3 separate regions of the Homo sapiens genome follow, and all the other regions are linked to region 1. Evidence: chromatin loops called from intact Hi-C (ENCODE). Cell type or tissue: endothelial cell of umbilical vein. All regions are shown on one strand. Region 1 has its middle 80 kb from the start of LINC02516. Region 2 overlaps LINC02516 (long intergenic non-protein coding RNA 2516). Region 3 has its middle 73 kb from the start of LINC02516.

Region 1 (8,000 bases):
CTCTTGGCCTGTTACTGGGCTTTGGTAGAAACTGAACGTTTGACTATGGGTCATCAAGTCACCATGTGACCTGAACTGCCAATCATGAACTAGGTGCTTTCTGACCCACCTAGCCATAAAGTGGGTCATGCACAGCAGCATTCCATCATCAAATGGAAGTAGTATATACGTGATCAAACTCAAGCAGGTCCTGAAGGCATGAGTAAGTTACATGAGAAAGTGTCTCAAATGTTCATGGTCTCCACTTCTGCCACCCTGCCTTCTTTCCCCCAGCCTGCACTGATGGCCTCATGAGGAGTTCCCTATGATCAGTTCACAGAGGAGGAGAAGACTAGGTAGGGCCTGGTTCACACATGGTTCTGCACAATATGCAGAAAGTGGACAGCTGCAGCACTACAGCCCCTTTCTAGGACATCTCTGAAGGACAGCAGTGAAGGAAAATCTTTCCAGTGGGCAGAACTTCTAGCAGTGCACCTGGTTGTGCACTTTGCATGGATGGAGAAATGGCCAGATGTGCAATTATATACTGATTCATGGGCAGTAGCCAATGGTTTGGTTGGATGGTCAGGAACTTAAAAGAAGCATGATTGATAAATTGGTGACAAAGAAATTTGGGGAAGAGTTATGTGGATAGATCTTTCTGAGTGGTCAAAAACTGTGAAGATATTTGTTTCCCATGTGAGTGCTCACCAACAGGTGACCACAGCAGAGGAAGATTTTAATAATCAGGTGGATAGGATGGGATGACCTGTTCTGTTGGCACCACTCAGCCTCTTTCCCCAGCCACCCCTGTCATCGCTCAATGGGCTCATGAACAAAGTGGCCATGGTGGCAGGGAGGGAGGTTATGCATGGGCTCAGCAACATGGACTTCCGCTCACAAAGGCTGACTTGGCTATGGCCACTGCTGAGTGTCCTGTTTTTCAGCAGCAGAAACCAATACTGAGTCCTCAATATGGCACCATTCCTTGGGGTGATCAGCCAGCTACCTGGTGGCAGGTTGATTATGTTGGACCTCTTCTATCATTGAAAGGGCAGAGGTTTGTCCTTGCCTGAATAGACACTTACTCTGGATATGGGTTTGCCTATCCTGCACACAATGCTTCTGCCAGGACTACCATCTGTGGGCTCACGGAATGCTTTATCCACCATCATGGTATTCCACACAGTGTTGCCTCTGACCGAGGCACTCACTTTACAGCTAAAGTAGTGAGGCAGTGGGCTCATGCTCATGGAATCTGCTGGTCTTACCATGTTCCTCCATCATCCTGAAATAGCTGGATTGATAGAATGGTGGAATGGCCTTTTGAAGTCACAATTAAAATGGCAACTAGATGACAATACTTTGCAGGGCTGGGGCAAAGTTCTCCAGAAGGCCTTGTATGCTCTGAATCAGCATCCAATATATGGTACTGTATCTCCCATAGACAGGGTTCATGGGTCCAGGAATCGAGGGGTGGAAGTGGACATGGCACCACTCACCATCACTCCTAGTGTATTACCATGCTCTGTGATTAAGGTCAATGGGAAACTACAACAACCCAATCCAGGCAGGACTACATATGGCCCAGACCCTTCAGAAATGAAGGTTTGGGTCACTCCACCAGAAAAAAAAACACTACCTGCTGAGGTGTTTGCTGAAGGCAAAGGGAACACAGAATGGGTACTAGAAGAGGGTAGTCATCAATACCAGCTATAAACACGTGACTAGCTGCAGAAATGAGGACTGTAATTGTCATGAGTATTTTATTCTTCTTTTGTTAAAAATATGTTTGTGCGTGTATACGTTTGCACTAAAAATTTTTTTCTTTTCTTTTTTTCTTTATTATGTGATTTCATTTATTGATTTCATTTCAGCATTTAAGTATTGTTAACTTTATGTAATAGTATTTTGGTTAGGGATTGGTGTGTTTCTGGTTGTACAAAGTATTGTTGTATTATGTTAGGCATAATTATTACCTTATTATTGTCTTTATTTGAAGATTATGTATGATCTCAGGAGATGTGTATGGGTTCAAGTTGACAAGGGATAAACTTGTGATGGTTAATACGGAGTGTCAATTTGATTGGATTGAAGGATGCAAAGTATTGTCCCTGCTTGTGTCTGTGAGGGTGTTGCCAAAGGAGATTAACATTTGGGTCAGTGGGTTGGGGAAGGAAGACCCACCTTTAATCTGGTGGCCACAATCTAATCAGCTGCCAGCGAATATAAAGCAGGCAGAAAAATGTGAAAAAAACGAGACTGATCTAGCCTCCCGGCCTACATCTTTCTCTCATGCTGGGATAACATTATACTCCAAGTTCTTCAGTTTTGGGACTCAGACTGACTTTCCTTGCTCCTTAGCTTGCAGATGGCCTATTGTGGGACCTTGAGATCATGTGAGTTAATACTTAATAAACTCCCCTTTATATACCTATCTATCCTATTAGTTCTGTCCCTCTAGAGAACTCTAATACAAACTCTTTTTCCCCTCTTTCAATTTTCTTATTATCACGTTGAGATATATTTTAGGTTTTGTTTTTCTGATTTGAAACTTAACAGTCATAATTAAATTAGGCAAAAACCCAATAGTGAAGTCTGTTGCTCCCTCTCTCTTTGTATGAGGCTATAATTAAATAATTATATATTGATTTAACAGAAATTGAAGGAGCTCAAAAACAAGGTAGGATAAGAGACAATGTATTGAATTTAGTCTCAGAATGTGACATGAATTAAGCCTTACTTTTTTCTTTATTCCTTTTAACTGCTCATTCATTCATTATATAAATAGACTAAATCCATTTATCACATAAGTTATTATTATGTATAGTTATTGCTGTTATTATTATTTTGTACCCTGTTGTCTTCATGCGTAGAAAGGATTGAGCCAGCTGAGCAATCTCCAAGGTTATCTCAAAGACAATATTTCATTTTATTTTTGTCGTGAGAACCAGTGTTTTAGACTCTGTATGACCTAAGACTGCTGGAAAGAAGGAAGATCTGGTTAAACTAACACAAAGAGCTCCTCAGAGTGTAGTTTTCTTACCTTTATTGCTTCCTTGAGTTCTTATATTGTAGTGGAGACTGAGTCCTCCATACTGCCTGGGCTCTGATTAAAATAAGACCTCTGATATCACATGCAATGAAGAATAGAGAGTTCTAGTATGTAAAGCATTTTACATCTCCCAGTTGGATACTTCGGACTTGTGGTGAGTGAGTGATGGTACCTCACCTCTGGTGATGTTATGGTACTATTCATTTTAAACAATGTCCTTCTCCTCCCTTTATAACACATGGTTACATCATTGTTCTGCCTGAAAAACAGCAGTGACTACCAGGATTAAATCTTTGTTGTGGGGATTATATGAAAGATTTTAAACAGTTCATTTCAGATACAATGGAGGGCTTCCTTCAATTACTACATCCAGTTAATAACAGAAATATTGATGGCAAAATATGTTAAGCTTATCACTATTATAATAGTTTATTCTTCAAAACAGTTTGCACAAGAGCAGGAGAGGAGTCAAGACATTAACTTAAAGACTAAAAAGAGATTTGACCTTGGTTTTCTGAACCGGCAAAATAGGTTATCTAGCTCTATGCTCATTCAACGAACTAGAACATTCATGGAAGAAATCACTTCCTTGAAAATAAGATTAATTTGCAATACATCCCACTCTAACACTGCAAATTTGCCACTGGCAAATTTGCAATCTTCACATATTTTATACTATCTTTTATCTATAGTCTGGATGTTCTGCCAAGCATTTATTTGGTATCATTAAACTGATAAATGGTCTTCAAGATATTTTCCACAATCATTCTGTAAACTCTGCAGAAATGGCCTTTCCCAGAATGAATAGCTATGAAATGCATTGGAATGCTAGTCAAATTTCAAACTTAAAAAAAAAAAAAAAAAAAAGAGTTACACACATTCAAAGCTACGAATTCTAGCTGCCAAAGACAATTATCTTTGCTTTGGATATCCTAGTTATCTTTGCTAAAAGATATGAATACAAAAGCTGTGCATCCATAGTGAACTTAAGTCAGCATGGGGCTATAATGAAATTATGCTTTACATTTAATAAAGGTTCATGGAGTTACCATAACAAACTACAGAAGCTAGAAAGCTCTGTTTTTTTTCTATTGTGTTTCCTCCAGCATAGCTTGATTTTTATCAAGGGTGTTGACATCATTTCCCTTCTAAGTGTCCATTGTTTAACTCTGGTGGAGAAGAACAGGAAAAGGGCAATATATTTATTTATATAAAAAACTCTAGGCAGGAAAATGCTTTCTTGGGTACTTTATTTCCTCATTGTGAAACATGAGGTTCTTATAAAAAGATAATGATGCTGTTTTACATCTTGATACATCTATTAACCCATATCACAGGCTAAAAGCATGGTAGATTTTTTTTCTATTCATGGAGTTATCACCTTACCTCCACATCACTTTTTTTTTTCTCAGTTGACAGATACTAATTGTGTATATGTATGGGGTACAATGTGATGTTTTGATCTATGTATACACTGTAGAAAGATTTCATCAAGCTAATTAATGTATCCACCTCATATCACTTTTGACAGACACTTTTTGTTTTAAATATTACTTTTTATTCTTTCACAAATTCCAGAATGATATTTTGATATGAGGAGTCCCTGAAATTAAAGAAAAAGAAAAGAAAAAAAATCTAATACCCTCATGTTCAGTGAAGACTGAGTTGTCTTCTGAAATTCAACAATCCTTTCTTAGAACAAATCCAGCTAAAATGGAAAGGATTAAATTTAGAGTTGATCAAAAGATTGGAGAAGGTTTGGGGTTTAGTTCGACTTAGAAATCAGGGAGAATGAAGTAATAATGAAAAAGTAATAATTCCTAAAAGTATGCTTTAATCCCTATTTTTTTTTTCTCATTGCCATGGTCTCTTTTTCAGAAATGGGGTTCAGAAAACAAGGGCAGAATATGATGTTTTGGATCAGACTAGAAGTTACTTTTCTCTATATCCTTAATGATAGTGCACTGTGAGACATTTCTTTGGCCAACAGTGAATCTAAGGTTAATTCTTTCACCTAATAAAAAATTGAACATTTATTGAGGCCTACCATGTTTTAATCACTCAGCTAAGTATTTTACTTGCATCAGTCATTTTATCCTCACAAAAACTCTGTGATAGAACATTGGTTCTATTATTAACCCACATCACAGGCTAAGGAACAAGCAGGCTTGCCTAAATCATAGAGCTGGGATTCAAATCCGGGCAGTCTGACTTCAGGGCCTTCACTCTTAAAAACTGCTGTACTGATTACCTAACGTGAGACGCTATTCACCAAATGCATCTGTTCTCAGTGACATTAATTTAAACGTATTTAAGAGAACATGATAGAAAATACATGCACTCACACCCTACCACCACCTCTACTTTTTTTTTTTTTTTTTTTTTTTTTTTTTAAGGCAGGGTCTCACTCTGTCACCCAGGCTGGAGTGCAGTGGCACAATAACAGCTCACTGCAACCTCCACCATCCCGGTTCAAGCAATACTATCACCTCAGCCCCCGAAATAGCTCAGACTATAGGCATGTGCCGCCATGCTCAGCTAATATTTAAATTTTTTTTGTAGAGATGGAGTTTTGCTATGTTGCTCAGGCTGGCCTTGAACTCCTGAGCTCAAGCAATCCACTGGCCTTGGCCTCCCACAGTGCTGGGATTACAGGTATGAGCCACTGCAACCGGCAAACCTCTATCTTTATGAAAACAAAATATTTGTCACCACCAAGATTCCAGGCACTGTGTTAAGAATTAGAGATATATAGATGTAAATAGTGCAGAGATTTTTCCTTCCTCCTTCTCAAAGTCTGGTCATGGAAGAAATTTCTCTATATACTTATTTATTGGATTGTACGGTTTTAAAATAACTGTGCAGGGTCATCTAAGATCATAAATTGAAATGAGCTCGAGAATAGTTCTTAGATGCGGCTGACATGAAAATCTTATTTAACGCAATAAGCACGAATGATATTTACACATGACTGTGTAGTGATAAATTATTCATATTGTTCCATAATAAAATTGCTGTGCCTTTTCATCAAGCAGGGTATAATATCTGACTGACAGGTACATGATAATTTTAATCCTATAGTATCCTAATAAACTTTTCCTTCAGTTTACAATCTCAGTGGGCGCTATAGGTACTAACGCAGTAGCCTTATGTGAAAAGCATTCTTATGGGATGATATAAAACAAACACACACAGGCTTGAGGGCTAGAAGGTAGTGTTTTTATATCACATCTGACCTTATAAGCAGTGGGACATTAAGCTAGTTACTTACCCTTTCTGTGTTTAGTATTAAAGAATAATTGAGAGGTAAGTAAAGCACATGACACCATGAGTGAGTAGCACCATGTCCATCACAGCATGGGCTCTCAGTGTACACAGTCTCTTTTGCTAAGCCCCCAGATCTTGCAGTATTCATGGTCAAATGCAAGGAGGCTTAGTATAATATCTACAAAAAATGCTGTTGTTAGTGTCATCGTAGAAATGTACTCGATGGGAATAATATTATAAAGTCAGAGTCAAGCAGACTTGACTCACGTCTTTCCCTTGTTTCATATTCTTTCCAGATCCCTGGAAGAGGTGGTCCTTTACCCTCATTCCATTGTGTTTTCCTACTGGAACTTTATAATGGAGAAATGATATTCCTATGACTATGCCTAGCCCTGGAGGCATAGGGATGACTCTGCTTGGGTCTTTCCAGCTCAGATATGGTGCTTATTAGGGGAGCATTCTAAAATACGAAAATTAAAGAACACACACCAGATGAGCCCTGATCTGAGTCACTAGCCTGATTATCTTTTCTTCTTGTCTATGGCCACTGAAATCTTCTGTCAAGGTTTTAAAATCCAACTTCTCATGAGACCACAGGCCCAGAAAGAGGACATGTCTTGCTCAGAACCTGGAGTGTAACTTGGGTGTTCTCACTTCCAAACTGTTTTTTACAGGCAACATGCTGTTAGCAATGTTCATGTGACTGGCATACAGTGAAACAGCCCTGTGGCCTGATCTCTGTACTGATTCACATGTAAGGAACTATCAGTCAAACAACTTTGAGCAATAATATATATCTTTACTGTGAGTTTTCCTTTAGGGAAAGCTCAGAGGATTTATAGGGTACTTTATTCAGCATGACTTCTTAAAAATCATCTGGAGGTTTTTACCATCTACAGAGTAATTGTTATGGATCGTGTCCAGCCCCCACCCTCAATTCTCATGCACATGACGCCTCAGTGCTGTTCTCTTCCATCCACTTCCATCTACCCATCACCATTCCCTCTAGTGGGAAATATCATCCTTCTCTGACTCAGAAGCTTTTATTGCAAGAAACAGCTCCTCTAAAATTAGCAAAATAATGTCCTCATCACCTTATGTTGACTTGTATTTATGATTATTATGCATTTCAATCCTCTCCTACAAACTTATTAAAACGAGCAGTGGAGCCAGGCGCAGTGGCCCACGCCTCTAATCCTGGCACTTTGGGAGGCTGAGGCAGGCGGATCACCTGAAGTTGGGAGTTCAAGACCAGCCTGACCAACATGGAGAAACCCCGTCTCTACTAAAAATACAAAATTAGCCAGGTGTGGTGGTGCATGCCTGTAATCCCAGCTACTGGGGAGGCTGAGGCAGGAGAATTGCTTAAATGGGGAAGGCGGAGGTGGCGGTGAGCTGAGATCGAGCCATTGCACTCCAACCTGGGCAACAAGAGCGAAATTCCATCTCAAAAAATAAATAAAACAAGCAGTGGGACATTAAGCTAGTTATCTACCTTTTCTGTGTCCTCATCTGTCCAAACATGGATACATGTCTCTTACCTCATGTGGTATTAGAAGATTTATAGGGCACTTTATTAGTGAAATTAGTTAAGTCATTGTTTTCTTGGGCAATAATTAGGGCAGGTGGGCTATTTCAATGAATAGCCAATGGAGCCACTAAAACCTGACTCTCAATCATTGTCTACAAATAAAAGCAC
Region 2 (8,000 bases), 49 kb after region 1:
TCTTAAAGAGGTATCAACAGCTGCTGTGGGAACTGAAGGTTAGAAAGGGTAATAGGTCTTGGGGTTCTGGAAAGGTCCACGAAGGAGCAGAACTTTTTAATCTGAGCCTTAAAAGGAAAGGAGGTATGAGGTGGAAGTTTATTTATATAAATGCCAATTACACCCAGCAAACCGATAATATAAAAATGATAGGAGTCGCCTAGACGACTGGCTCCAGGCAGCTAACATGTGCTCTTTATTATTTTCAAGACAGAGTTGAGACTAAGCATAAGGAGAAAAGACTGAACTGAACAAAGATGTGATCACTCATATTATATACACACATTGCATTGTTAAAGGGATCTTCTAGTTTTAATAGAGTTAGGAGAAAGTAGGTTGCCAAATTTAAAACAATGTTCTTTTTGGAGTTTTTTGCCATCAAAAAAGTAACATTTCCTTAGGTCATACAATACAGTAATTCAAAAATAGGTGAATATGTATGTATGTATTTTTTGCATGAATGTGTTTATAATAGATTTTTTATGTATCCAGAAATGTAACTTAGACTATCATGTCCTCACAGTCAACCAAATTTGTTTAAAATTACTTTATTTAAACTAATTTTCCAATTTCAACATGTGTACAGCTAATACCTTTTCTTCCATGCTGAGCTCTTCTCTAAGCTGTTTGCTAAAATGAAGCCTTATTTTTGATTCTCTGAAACTACTGCCCTGGCTTACACACATCTCTTGTAACAGTCCATGATTTGAATACCATATGTGGAGGAAATGTTTATAAGTGAAAAATGATCTACTCCCAAACAAACTGAGCAGCATAGTCAAGGTCTTCAGAGGAAGAGGAGTGGGGGCTGTAAAATAGAAGGGGCTCTAGGAGGCTGTTTCCCACTGATAGCTGCATATGGATTCCAGAATCTACACTATGTTGATACTTATTACTCTCTCTCTCTCTCTCTCTCTCTCTTTTTTTTTTCCAGACAAGGTTTTGCTGTGTTGCCCAGACTGGAGTGCAGTGGCCTGATCACCACTCACTGCAGCCTCGACCTCCCAGGCTTGAGCGATCCTCCCACCTCAGCCTCCTGAGTAGCTGGGACTACAGGCGTGCACCACCATACCTGGCTAGTTTATTATTATTTGTAGAAAAGGGGGTCTCCCTATGTTGCCCAGGCTGGCCTCAAACTCCTGGGCTCAAGTGATTTTCCTGCCTTGGCATCTCCTGCCTTGCCAGGATTATAGGCATGAGCTACCACACCTGGCCACTGTCTTAAGCCAGTATATCCAACACACACACACACACACACACACACACACACACACACACACACTCATACAATGAACAGGTTAAATTCGATGCTCAAAAATACTATTCTGAATCAATGATGACATTTTACTTTGTGAGGAGAGGAAACAGGAAATGCTACAATCTAAAGTGACACCATTGTCCCAGCTGGGGTGGGAATACATGCAGAGTGAGAACATCCAGGGGGATCTAAGACTCTCTTCCTTCCGGCTTGGTAGAATCACCTGGGTTTCTCAAATCTTGGTGTTCTTATATTTGATATTTTTACCAAAATCAAAGGGCTACTATGAATATGAAATGGGATATTTTATGTAAAACACTTAGCACAGCTCCTGGTACAATGGATGTAAAATAGCATTGTAAAAATCAATTATTAAGTATAAATAGCACTTCAATGACACTGCACAAATGCAGGACCCAAGTGTTGGAAAGATAAAGCAAGTGATGTAAGTTTGATCAAGTTATATGGGGAATTATGTGTGGTAATTATACGAACAGGCGACAGAGAAATACTAGGTAGAAGAGGGCAGTTCCTCGGCAAAGGCCCCACTCTCAATCCCGGATACCTGCAGCCCTAAATAAGGACAGGCTATCCTGTTTTTGTGCTATAAAAGTTGCCTTTTGGCCAACCACACCCCCTATCCTGTACCTATATCAACGATGAACCCCAGGCCCTAGAGGGAGATGAGGAGACAAGGAGACAAGCAAATGAACAGCAGAACGGCGCAGCAGAGAAAGAGAAGGAGCGTCTGAGAACCAAAAGAAGTTCGGCTGGAGCAGTCAGAGAGGAGTTCGGCTGCTGGACAGCCAAACTCCAGGGGAAGATCCCACTCCATCCCCCTTCTAGCTCCCATGCATCCCACTGAGAGCCACCTCCACCACTCAATAAAGCCCCGACATTCACCACCCTTCAAGTCTGTGTGCGACTCGATACTCCTGGGGACACTGGACAAGAGCTCATGACACAGAAAATGTCACACTGGCCCATTACAGAAAAGCAGAGGGGGCACTGAGCTGGTTAACACTTAAGCAGTCTGTGGACAGCAGAGCTAAAAGAGCACTGTAACGCTGGGGTCACAGGCACCCACCATTAGACACTACCATGGGGCCAGACCCCAAAGCGCTTGCCCTGGCTCCCGCACCTGCTCATCTGCATGTTCCCGCTCCTGAAAGGGGTTTGAGCTCACAGTGGTGGTGTAGAGAGCCACACCCCTGTCACAGGCCCTGCAAGGGGAGCCAGGGAACTCTCCAGTTTCAGTAACAACACCCATTAATGCTATATATTAGGTGTTATATATCAGTTTTTACCCCAGAAGCAGATCTCTAATATGCTCTCCATTTCTCTTTCTCATTACAAAAATAATGAAAATTTCTGTGGTCAATTAAATAAATAATTCTGCTTGCAAAACTGTTAAACTAAGTTCTAGGGAAGTAAGAGCAACCCTAGGAATGGACTGTAAGTATGAAGACACTTTCTTTTTTACTTTGAGAAAATCACCCTGCCAGTTTCTCAATTTATGTGTCTTCTCCTATAGCAATCGAAATATTTTAGCAGTTTTTGTTGTTGTTCTTGAAAATCTAGGTTAAAATTAGATGGTTTCTCAAATAGTTACAACTTACTAGAGGCCTTGATTTCTCAGTGTATTTCCTCCAAAAAACAATGTTCTCAGAATGAAAATGTTAATTCAATCATCATTAGCATCTGAGATTCTTCCTTTACAAAATCGGAGAGACGGTATGTTGAAAGTACATTGACCAGGTACATCTCACTCTTTGTTGCTCAACAGGTATCTCAGGGGGAAAAAAAGTAGTGGCAAAAGACCAGGTCGACAGAAACACTGAGAGAAATCATATACCGAGGAAGTGCTCCATTTCCTTTGTTCTTTATGTGTTCTATAAATATTTCATGTATTTGTTAAAGCTGTGTTATTGCTGGAAGCCAGCCTTCTCCCTTGTTTAATTCTTCTCCCATCCTTGAAGCCTAGAAATGTTTGAAATATAGAGTCTGCATTCCTTGTACATGTTTTGTTAATAAACAACATGTGAAAATTAGGGATAAAAACTTCTTAAAAGGAAGAGAAAGAAAAATAACTAGGATGACTGGCAAGATAAAAGTCTCAACACCCTGGGGGTGACCTTGGGGCAATGACATTTATCAAAAATCTACGAATTGAAAATATGAGTGGTTGGTTCAAATGGGAATGAGAGTCAGCTTTTTCTTCTCATGGCTATGTTTGCCTTCCTTGGCCCATGTGGCAGGAAAGTCAGGCAGGTTTGAGGGGCTTTGTTAGAAAGCTGCCTGCGGGTGGTTCATCGCCAGTTGTGTTTACTTCAGTGCTAAAAGGGTATATTTCCTGTTTAAATAGTGTGCAACGTTGAGGTCATGGGACCTCTATTGGAAATGTCAACAAAACCATTTCACTCACTAACATTTTAAACCCAGAAGCTGGAATAATGGAAGAAATCAATAAATCAGAAATAAACATGGAATTTTCTTCCTTTGGAGACCCTAATGACCCTGCTGTTTCAATCTCATCTGGGTTGTGAATTGAGCAGCAGTGGAAACGTTTGGGCTTTGGTAGACACACACTTCAGCTTCTCTTTTTTCCCTTATGAACATGACGATCAGACTACTACCATTATTTTTCCTCTCAAAATAATAGTATGTGTATTCTAAAACGGCATTAATCAGTTGGAAAGGTGTGATCTACTTCACATGGGTATAAAAACAGTGTAATCCAAATGTGGATACCAAAATTAACTTGCACAAATAAAAAAGTGCCAAAATCTACAACAAATTCCATACTGTGTTCTGTCTTTTGTAGAAAATAGCTATACCATTTAATATATGCCAAACAATGTGTAACAAAATTAGCTCATTTGTCTTCAAACCATTTTATAAATCTCCATTTTACTGACGGGGAAATGGGGGCTCAGAAAGATTGAGTCCTGGTCAAAGTTCATAGAGCTGATACACACGGAAGTCCAAATTCCAATCTATGCTTGTCCGATTGGACACCTGAGCACTTAGCTGCTCCCACACATTCTCCAATTAGAAGTTATATGGCTGTACTTGCTTAGGAACAAGGCTGGTTCAACTCTTATAGACAAAGTCTTACTAAAGATATTTGAATCACAGAAGCTCAGGGGTATTGAATGCTAAGATTACCATATAATGCATAGTCTTTCAAACCATGATACTTTGTTGAATGAAAGAATGAGCTAATAAAACTTTCCTAGAGAAACAGGTATAAACCAAGACTGATCAAGATCAAGGAAAGTTGGAATGTTTGTTCCTTCTGCTTATAATCTTGGCTAACTGTCTTATGGTTCATGAATTTTTTAGCATCATACTAATATTAGGAATTATAATTTCATTATATAATATATAATTATAATTTATATAATTATAATTTAAGTTTGCTATTAAAATCCAGATTTGTTTATATATATTAGTTTATTATCAGAGCTAATTCTTCAGTTAGGAATTATAATTTTCTTTTTACAGATTTACAAAGATTCAGAGGAGATAGGTTGACTTGTAAAAGGGCAATTAATTGGGAAAAATTGGGATTCAATCCTAGGTTTTAAATATTACCCTTTGTTCTTTTCTTTTGTTTTTCTTGGTTCCTAAATGCCTAGGAAAAGCTTATCAACAAATTGCTGTGAAACCTATCTTTCAATTATTTCAGTCACACAGAATTCATTAGTTCTCAAGATGGAACTTTATTAGATAATCCATTTAGAATATTGCATCATGAGGGCATAAAAAACAAATACAACCATCTTATTTCCCACTTCAAATTCTTAGAAGAGATCAAATGAAGCCAAGGTCAGCGCGATCAGCAGCCTGCTCTGACTGCCCTTCCATTCAAACAACCCTCAGAACTGACATCCATCCACGATCAGCATTAGGAATCTTCCAGTATAAAGATGGCCAGAACACCACAAATCACCAAATGTTTGAGGAAAAGTAATACCACAAAAGTATTAAACTGAACAAACTGAACAACATAAAAGAAATGTAGTCGATAGGAATAAACAGATTTCCAAATGATATCATTAGAGAGACTGAGAATCTACTGCATCCACAAAAATACATCAGCTATAGACATTGTAAATTCGTTTGATTTCCATAATAAATGCTTATTAGCAGACAAGAGCAGCATGAATGTAGCTGAGAAGAGAATTCATATGTTATAAGAATCAGTCAAGGAAGTCTCAGAATACAGAGTTAAAGCTAACAAATAATCAACAAGAAGGGACGCAAAATATGAGGAAGGCTTAATTGACTTTGTGGCTAGATTAGAAAATTTCAGTATTCACTTAAGGGTGATCCAGAAGGCTTGAACTAGGCTGGATATGAAAGGAGGAAATAATTCTTAAGACTTAAATAAGACCTAAGTATTTGATTTAAAATGACGTGCTAAGAGCCACACAACATAAATAAGGATATATTCCCTTAAACATTTTTAAGACATTTCAAAACAATAATGACAAAAGGAGAATTTGAAATGCTTTTGAGGAGCCTAAAAAATACAGGCTCAACAACCAACGTTTTTTTCTTTATTGGGAACACTTGACCCTAAAAGACAATAGGGTATCTTTTTCAAATTCCTCATTAAAAATTTTGATCCTAGAAATCCTTCCCTAACTGTTCGCTAGAGATTCTCTCAATTCAGCAGAAATATAACTCTAGTGGTTTAAAAAGAGTTTTCACTTAACAAGATGTTTCATATTAAGGCAACCCAGAGCTGATGCAACAATTTCTCAATGCCATTAATATCCAGTAAGCTCCTTCTATCCAAGGATCACTATCCTTTGGATGTGATTTTTACCTTCACAAGGCATCTAATGGCCATGGGATGACTGGCCATTCTTTCACATCTGCATTCCAAGAAGGAGGAAGAGGAAAATAATGGGACAGCAGTTGTGCCTATATTGGAAACTATATTCAATACTGTGGCTATACTGAAAGGCAAACTTTCCTAAACATGCCCAGATCTGCACCTACAACTGTCTGTGACCAGACCCATGTTATATGCCCACATTTTCAAAAAAGGCGGGGAAACCTAGCTTTTAGTAAGATGCATTTCTACCATCAACTAAGATGGAGTTACAATCACAAGGAAAACTGTCTGAGAATGGGTATTGAATAGGAATTCAGCAGGGTCTGTGCATGACTTTCCTTAGTGTAGCTCACTAATTCTTCTGTTAATGAGCACTAATTTCACATGTGCTTTTTAAAGCACCTTAACACAGACTTAGTGCATGTAAAGCTCACTGGTTTTGCATTCAAGTTTATTTTACAGATACTGACAATTAGCCATGTCTTTTCTTTATATTTTTCTTGGTGGAGAAAATGTTTTTTATCTTTCCTCAGCTACTCCATGAAAAGTCACTGAGGTCCTCAATTTGCTTGTTCAAATCTACCTTATTCCTAAGGATTTGTGCTTTTCTGCCTGCCTATGAGGCTCACAACTAAGTCACTTATTCAGATCGAGAATCTGGAAGTCTAGTCATGGTGCCAGGCTTCTAAGTCATCACATGAGTTCAATTTTGGCTAATCAGATACAGACCGTAATGCGTACTAGAAAGTTCATGGAACCATGCAGACCAAATGAATCCTGGGTGTGCTAGAGCTGTGAATTCTTGGGCATGTTACTTAATCTCATCTTTCTAACATGCAAATGGAGAATCTCATGCTTATCTTCTACTATTATTGTGAGCAATAATTAGGTAACAAATGTAAAATTACCTAGTAGAATGCCTAGCACACAGTAACAGCCAAAAAAGAGAAATAATTGCTCTTGTTGCTGTTGTTATTTTTACTGCTCACCCAGAGGTGACACCGGGTTACTTTGTGTGCAATTTTTAAGTTGCAGGTTTCAAAATTCCATCACTCTCACTGGCCCTACTTATATAAACAGGTTTTGATTTCTTTTGCATTGTGGTGTTACTATGCCAATATCCTAAGCTAGTTTTTAAGGACTGTGACCCTATCTGGAACTTCGGTGAATGGAATGAGTGCCTAACTTTCTGGCCAGCCCTTTTCTGCAGACTGTACCTACCTGTCCCCTAGGTATCCCACCACTGGCCTGGCTCTTCCTCTGCCTTGTACATAGTTCAGAAAAAGCCTGAGGGGCCATTTTTAAAAAAATAAATAGGCTTGGGTTTGCCATTCCCTCTGGAGACTGTGCTTTGATGTTTTGATGGTTTGAAGTTCATGTTTGCCTCTGGGTCGGTTACGATGTCACCACAGTTCTCAAGTTAGGTTGTGGAATCTGGACTTTCGTACTCTGCTTAATGTTGCTGTGTGATCTATCAGCATTGCATCCAAACACGCTAAGCTATGACTCACATGTTGTATACTTGTGAAATTGGATTCTTTGCTTATAAACACAGGACTTTTAATTTATCCCTGCTTAGTCAATTGCATCTATTTATGTTAAATGCCTGCAGTAGGTAGAGTATCTTATTCTTTGGCACTTCCAGCTTTGTATCCAGCCTATATTTGATAAGAATGTCCTATGCATGTACATCTAAGTTACTGATGTAAACACTTAGCAAGACAAAGCCATTGACAGTGCCCAATAGCATACCAATCAGAAGCTTTCTCCAGAGAGAGATGTATCATTTCAAAAGTACATTTACTTATATTTGTATAGGAATCAGTGTATAATAGATTCAGATTTCCATGCTTC
Region 3 (8,000 bases), 150 kb after region 1:
AATTGTGGTGAATTAGTAAGTAAGCCTTTAAATCATCCTGGTTCTGCCACGATGTGAAGACTCACTCTTTGTAATTTCTCAGAATATTGTAACCAACTTTTATTGAACATATGTCTACTTTGATGACATTTTTAAAATAAAACTATTAATTGGGCATAGGGAACATCAGATCTTCCTCAGTTCTAGGGAGTAAGGTGGTGGGGGATGAAGAATGAAGCATTGGTTACAATAAGCCAGTCACCAGGAAGTGAAATAATTAACACAAAAGTATTTATCTTTCGGTTCTTCCTCTGTGACTAGACTCTTGTGTCCTTTACTACACCTTGCTCTTTATTTCTCATCCTGCTGTCATAGATAATAACTTATAGCAGAACTGGACCCATGATGACCAGTGAAGAGTTTGGGTTCCATTGTTCCTCTTATCTTCTCCATATACCTAGCAAGACACTTCAGAGGTAAAGAAAATAGAACTGGGTTCATCAGAATCAATTTAAAGAGAGGAAAAATAAAAAAAATAAATAAATAAAATAAAAGATTGTCCACACGGTTTTTAACAAGAAATCCATAAACATCCAAGTAAGTGACATTTCTGTCACCAACACACTTGGGTCTGAAAATTTACTTTCCATATACAAACCTACATAATTAAAAAAGAACTAGTTTTACAAATAATCGAATTGCTAGTATATGCTAACAAAAGATCATTCCAGCCTTCCCAGTATTGAGAGGAGAAATAATCAATGAATGTGAGTAAATCAATGAAATTGTAACTGAGCATTTTCAGTTGTATTAGAAGACTAAATAATGAATGGTTTATCTAACATTTATAATATAATATATTGACATATTTTCAATATCTATATCTTTTGATCAAATTGGTTATAATTCCAAAGAAATTTTAAAATACAGATTATTTTATTGACCTAATATTTGTTTTTTTTTTCTTTTTTTCTGAGATGGAGTCTCACTCTGTTGTCCAGGCTGGAGTGCAGTGGTGGGATCTCAACTCAGTGCAACCTCCGCCTCCCAAGTTCAAGCAATTCTCCTGCCTCAGCCTCCCAAGTAGCTGGGATTACAGATGCCCACCACCACACCCAGCTATTTTTAGCATTTTTAGTACAAACAGAGTTTCACCCTGCTGGCCAGGCTAGTCTTGAACTCCTGACCCTGAGTGATCTGCCCACCTCGGCCTCCCAAACTGCTGGGATTACAGGAATGAGACACCATGCCTGGCCATATTTGTATTTTTCTAAAGTATGACATTCAAGATTATCTGCCTGTTTCAAATTAATAATTCCATAATAGAACATGCCAGAAGTAGAAGACATTTGAGCACCAAAAGTTATAATGCTTTGATATATGAAACATTTATTACAGAAATTCAATTATTGTTTGATTCTATGGTTTTATATTTAATAAAAAGACGACTCTGATCTTAACTTCATCTCTAATCTCTTTAGAGATTATATGCACACACATTTTGTTTTTATCATATTTCTTCATACTGCTTTACTTCATGTAAGCCCACTTTTATTAAAGATGTTTAAATACAATCATGAGAGGTTTTGATTTTCAGAAACCAAAGTACAAAAATTCAGTTTAACCAAGTGTGATAAAGTGTTATTTCTGTCTGGAACTTTTTAACAGCCTGGATCTTACAGAAATACACCATAAAAGAAACAATTTCTTCCACTGCATTGAAAGTGCTGCTTCTGTATAGTAGATCACTACCTTAGTGCTAATGTTTTTTAAAAAAGAAATCCTAAATGAATTTCTTTTAAACATTCTGAAATAACTTCTTTTTCTTCTAAGGAGAGACACAGAAGGGTTTTGTTTCTTTTGTTATTGTATTGTTTTATTGTATTAACTAAGTGTCCTAGGAGGAGCATAAAAAGCAGGTGTTGGCTCTACTAAATAAATGCTTGAAAGAACTGGAATTCGAAAAAGTTAAAGGACTTCTCTGATATGTTATCACAGAATAAAAATTAGAGACATGAAGCCAGCTCCCGGTTGTTCTGTACCACACCCAGTATTAAACTTCACCTCTCTAGAAGGATTAGTAGTTGACCACCTCTTAAGATACTAATATTCTGCCATACTATGTTAATAATTCTAACAGAATGTCTTAACTTATCAACCTACAAAATGACACCTACTTAGCTGACATCTCTCATGCCTCGATATAGAGAAATTTGTGCCTCAGTATACATTAAAGGTTGACTGTAACCTCAGTTTTTGAAAACCCAGGATCTTTTGCAGTCTATATTTGTGGCAAGGGCTATATTGCCTGGTTGTACTAAAAACACATAAAAATCAAGAAAATATTCAAAACGTTAAGCAGATAATATTTTTTCTCACATAAAACTATTTTTGCATGTCTTCATAGGTATATAATTGTTCATGCATATACTTATTTTTATCAGGTGTTGCCTAGCAGCAAATAAACCCCTGGGTATCTAAATTAGAGCACAGAAGTAACTGAGCAAGCCTGGGGGATAGTGGAATTTCATTTTCAACATAATTAGCTCTGTAATTGTAAGGCCCAGCTTAGTAGATGTATTTGGAAATGTAATTAATTATGATTGATTTAAACACTGTTTAAAATGCATATTTTTTATGTTCTAAAAGCTGAATTATGTAGGGAAAGATTCAATTTTGAAATTAGTAGTGTTTATAAACACTATAGTTTTTTAAAAGTTAATGTAATAAAGTTAGCTACAATTGCCTAAATGTAATTTTTAGATGAAAACATTATACAGCATAAATTAGTATAAATTACAAGAAATTTAAAAATCTGTTTTATGTCAAATCAACTAATAATAGAAACATTACTACTTAAATAATCAAAATATTTTTAGAACAACACATTCTAATAATATTTATAGTCCAAGGAATATGAAAAAACTATAAATCTATCTCTAGAGCTATTTTTAAAAATTATTTTTATGGTAGTTAAAAACACAGAACATAAAATTTACCATATTAAGGATTTCTAAATATACAGTCCAGTAGTGTTAAGTATATGCACATTGTTGTGCAACTAATCTCAGGAAGCTTTTATCCTGTAGAACCTAAACTCTGTACCCACTAAACAAAAACTCCCCATTCTCTTCTCCCAGTCCCTGTCAAACACCAATTTTACTTTCTATTTCTATGAATCTAACTATTCTAGATACCGCATATAAATGAAATTGTAAAGTTTTTGTCTTTTTGTGACTAGCTTATTTCACTTAGCGTATTGCCCTCAAGGTTCATCCATGTTGTAGCGTGTATCAGAATTTTCTTCTTTTTTAAGTCTGAATAATATTCTCTTGTTTGTATTCACCACATTTTATGTATCCATTCATCCATCAATAGACACTTGATTGATTCCACTTTTAGCTATTGTAAATAGTCCTGATATGAATTTGGGTGTGCAAATATCTCTTTGAGATCCTGCTTTCAATTCTTTTGGATATATATCCAGAAGTAAAATTGTTAATCATATGGTAATTCTAGTTTTAATCTTCTGAGAAACTGCCATACTGTTTTCCATAGCAGCTGTACCGTCTTACATTCCTACCAAAAATGCACAAGGGTTCCAATTTCTCCATATCCTTGCCAACATTTATTTTCTGTTTTTTTCTGATTGTCTTGTTTTGTTTTCTTTTGTTTGGTGGTAGCCGTTCTAATAGGTGTGAGGTGATACTTCATTGTGGTTTTGATTTGCATTTCCCTAATGATTAGCAATGTTGAGCATCTTTTTATGTATTTGTTGGCCAGTTGTATATAATCTTTGGAGAACTGTCGACTCAGATTCTTTGTCTAGAGACAGGTATTTTGACAAAAGGAATGCTAAAAAGGAATCCTAAATGAATTTCTTTTAAAAATCCTGAAATAACTTATTTTTCTTCTAAGGAGATACACAGAAGGGTTTTGTTCGTTTTTTTATGGTATTGTTTTATTGTATTACCTAAGTGTCCTAAGAAGAGCATAAAGAGCAGGTGTTGGCTCTACTAAATGCTTGAAAGAACTGGAGTTCAAAAAAATTAAAAGACTTCTTTGATATATTGTCACAGAATAAAAATTAGAGACATGAAGACAGAATGATAATTAGAGACAAAATATCTGTCTCTAGACAAAGGACCTGAATAGACATTTAGGTCTAAATATATTCACTGAATTTTCTAAACAAAAGACAGAATAAATTCTTTAAAAAAAAAAAGTCAGGGTTCATAAAGTTCCATATCAGAATAGAAGTAATTTGCAAAATAGTACTCAAAAAATTTTGTTTTGCTTTGCCTTTTGTTTGTCTTAAGGCCTAATGGGTTAAAAAGAGAAAAGAAAAAGAATAGTGCATTTTTCTTTCAATTAAATTTGCTGAGAGTAAAGCCTGTCCTAGAGTTGAGGAAATGAGGGAATTCTGACTTCCTCAGCCGGGAATGGCTTACAGAGGTGAGTAGGCAGAAAGTAGTGATACTATAGTCTGGAATACTTTTGAAACTTGGCAGAGGGCCCCACTAACCCTGAGGCTGTGTTTCTTTGAAGACCAGCAGAAGCTGAAGGAAGTCATGAGTCATCACAGTCTCAAGGCTTGAATGGCTCATTGGCCTTAACTCTTTCTGCAGAGTAATCTCTATGTTGCTCTTTATCTCATCAGCCTGATAATTTCCTAGGCTTTTGTCACAGTCACTTGAACAAGATACTGCCTTATCCTTCTCCATTTACCAGAAAAATTAGTCCAAATCCTCCTCTGCCCTCAGTTTCCCTTGCCAAGGTTTCTCAATTCAAGCACAACTAATCATTTATCTCTCCCATTCTAAGGTGTATTGACTTCCTCCAGTTTTGTTTTACCCTTTTCCTGGGAACTGCACCCCTTTTGCATTAGGATGCTGTTCTCCTCTTCCCCTAAGACCTTGAAGTTCTAACAGGAACTGACAATAACACTTTACCTGCCTTGATAGAGTTGACTTATTCAAGGGTGGGCCAATCTAGATACTCCCCTTTGAAGACTGAAAAGACTGAAAATCCCTCTGTAGTGGTAATATTATGAGATTTGAAGACCCTAACCTATGAAAGAAGCTGCTCTTCAATAAAACAATAACCTTACATCTAGAGAGAACAAAAGAGAGACAGTCAGGAGGATGTCCAGTTCCCGGCCTCAGCTGCCCCTCAGGCTAAGCTGCATTCTGTTGTTCTATGGTTAGGCAATCCAGCCTTTCCATAAAGTCCCCTGTCTTGGGAATAATTTGAATGGATTTCTGTCATGTGCAAACGGAAGACTCATTATTAATATATTTATTTCCTTCGGCCATTGAATAACCCTCCTTTTATGCGATCTTAGATCTGGCCTGGTGGGGCCTTTGCTTCTCTTTGGCTGGTTAGCATGACCTTTTGATGAGGCTTTACTGAAACCATCTGAAGCAAATACATTACTGTTGTCCTACAGAAATGCTTCGTAGGAGGCAGGGTTTCAAAGTTATTTCAAGACTGAATAACATTTTTTTCCAGAGATATTTTTAACTAAACTGGACCTGTATCATCCAGCTTAAAATGTTTAATACCTATATGTACTCACATATTCTGATGAAGGATCTACCATATCAACCTGTTCTCTCAGCCAAAAAGCAAGTTTATTTTAGATTCTGTATAAATGGGCCTGTCTCTCCTCTTCTTCCAGGCCCTGCAGAGTTGATTTGAATTTAGAGTCTCCAACAAAAAGAACTTATATTCAGATTAGCTTGGGGCATTAAGGATAAAGATAAGAGAGCAGTCTTAATGTGGTGCTTTCAGCACTATAGGATTGCAGTGGGTTTGGGCACAAGAGCCATTTTGGCTTCATTATTAATTTTAGGGTGAACACATATCTATGAGTGGCAGAACAGAGTACAGCAGAGTTCTGTAAATAAGTAATATACAAAAGTAAACTAGAATGTGGAGTTTGTAATAAATCTACAATCAGGTACTTTCAGGAGCTCATTTTACAGACCATAACCTGACTGCCCAGCCCATGACCTGATTCTGATGTAAGGAGATACTCAAATATTCCGTGAGAAATACAGCTCTGTACATGTTAGAAAACCCTTTGTGTTCTTTGCTCCCATTAAGGATAATCCAAAACAGACTGAGAAAAAAACCAGGGAAACACCTCTAGTCATGAACTAATCATTACTTTACACCTCAGTGTGGTCATACCTGCTTTAGGCAAATATCCATGAGAATTCTAAATGTTTTGATTGCTCAATAACCATTGGCAAAAGCAAGGGGGTCTCTTGAGCCGCCATAGCAGGCCCTCCCAAGTGTGAATTACCAAAACCTGCTTGTTTGCCAGCAGCTGCTATCTTCTGATCTCCAAAGCTACATTTGCTTGGAGCTCAGCCTTTGTTTAGATGAATTAAATTGCTCTAGGCGAAATGCATGTTTCTCCCTTTACTGTACTTTTCTCTCTTACTTCTCTGCAATGTATTTACTTTAAAGAGAAACATATGGACATGAAAAAGCATGTTTGGGGGATTAGAAACAAAGCTTTATGGTTCTAGAAATTAAACTTTCATGTCACTCTTCTATTCATGAATGAGAAATGATACTGGAACCTTCTTTTGGGGGAATACATGTTCTCGAAACACATGTGTCAGTTACCAATGAAAACATATACTGTCCCATAGTAAAGGAGATGCATGGCTATTTTGGAAAAAAAGAGTAGGTTTAAAGATCTTGACTGTTACTATTCCGACTTATTTTCTTCAGGGAACATTGGCCTTTTTCAGGCACATTAAAATTAGGGTTTTGAAAATGTTTGTGGTGCATTGTGTCGTATGAAGAGTGGGCTTGGACCTCAAGCTTAACCTGGAAGAAAATATAGCGGTGACAGGTAAACTGTAGGAATCCAAATGATGAATTGTAGTTCTCCAAAAGGCCAATAAAATACTGAATTATAGAACAAAAATAGAACTCTGGAAACACAAAACCATATTGCCATAGTCCAGTGTCATAGGGAGGCAAATCTGAACAAGATACAGATTATCAAATACCATCATTAATCAATTATATTCACTTTTAATATTTGAATATAATTTTTAAGTTTTCTCTCCTCATTGTAGCCTTCTTGTTTTCTTCTTTGTAAATGTTTGAGATTTCATGTCTCCTGGGTATTGAGAAGATGCTGGAATTTATGACTATTCAAATTTACTTTTGAACATTTTTATTTTATTAAAATCTAGAAATAATTTTCAATCAATTTTCCAGTATTAACAATCACCAGTATTTAAAATCTAGATATAGCATCTCTCATTTTACGCTTGGGAAGATATTTCACATAATCATATGAACGGCTGGAAGAATAGGAATCATTATTTCTCTTTTACAGATGAATAGAACAGTAGCCAGGAAGGAATGTGGAACGAAGAACAGCAAAGTGTAGATTACTTTCTAGGTCTCCTGGGTGCTAACTCAGTGATCTTTCTAATACATCACATGCTATTTTTTAAAAAATGTCTCCAAAGTTTAATTACGAAAGAATGGCCCCTACAGAAACCTATGAAATTAAATTTTTCTTTGTTTTGCTCTTGTACATGTACTGCAAAAATTAACAATGATGCAAAGATAATTTGCCAGGAATAAACCACACATGTAGGTGTGGGAGATTTTCCAGCTTAGCATTTGAATTCTTAGTGAATGGAATTTATGTTTCATACTAATAGAAAGCACAGCACCATTAATCCTCAAGATTCACTGAAAGACAGCTAACTAAACCTTATTTATCTTTGCTAATTGATGGATCCCTGTGAAAAGGTATGAACACAGTTTATTGTTGTGGTTTTAATGAATGAAAACGCCTTCAGTTGTGGATTGGTTTGGTAGTCAGCGTTTTGTTTAGATTGCTTTTTTTTCTGTAAGGATATTGAATTTGTATCAAAGCCTTACTCCAAAATCTGTTTATACATAATAGCTTATCATATTTTCATCTTATATCTTTCCTGATATTCTGATATGATTTGGATTTCTGTCCTTGCCCAAATCTC

What was found. Peaks named below come from ENCODE experiments on the same cell type or tissue, not always from the same donor. Only the 100,000 strongest peaks of a DNase experiment are listed, where the experiment ranks them.
Region 2: it touches region 1 in a loop (2.0-fold over the local background); 2 of 110 quality-filtered maps call a loop at or near these places.
Region 3: it touches region 1 in a loop (7-fold over the local background); 2 of 110 quality-filtered maps call a loop at or near these places.

Annotation. Positions count from the first base shown.
Region 1 is chr4:124,474,608-124,482,607 of GRCh38, forward strand. No RefSeq gene overlaps it. Among named protein-coding and RNA genes, the nearest start is that of LINC02516, 80 kb to the right of the region's middle. In endothelial cell of umbilical vein, no CTCF peak of the experiment used is centred here; a DNase peak (open chromatin) is centred at 4,154; H3K27ac peaks cover 2,400 bases.
Region 2 is chr4:124,523,272-124,531,271 of GRCh38, forward strand. The region is part of intron 5 of LINC02516 (long intergenic non-protein coding RNA 2516); the gene reads right to left. Among named protein-coding and RNA genes, the nearest start is that of LINC02516, 31 kb to the right of the region's middle. In endothelial cell of umbilical vein, no CTCF peak of the experiment used is centred here; DNase peaks (open chromatin) are centred at 3,420 and 3,600; H3K27ac peaks cover 1,078 bases.
Region 3 is chr4:124,627,399-124,635,398 of GRCh38, forward strand. No RefSeq gene overlaps it. Among named protein-coding and RNA genes, the nearest start is that of LINC02516, 73 kb to the left of the region's middle. RefSeq lists a silencer at 4,536-4,615. In endothelial cell of umbilical vein, no CTCF peak of the experiment used is centred here; a DNase peak (open chromatin) is centred at 4,493; H3K27ac peaks cover 1,714 bases.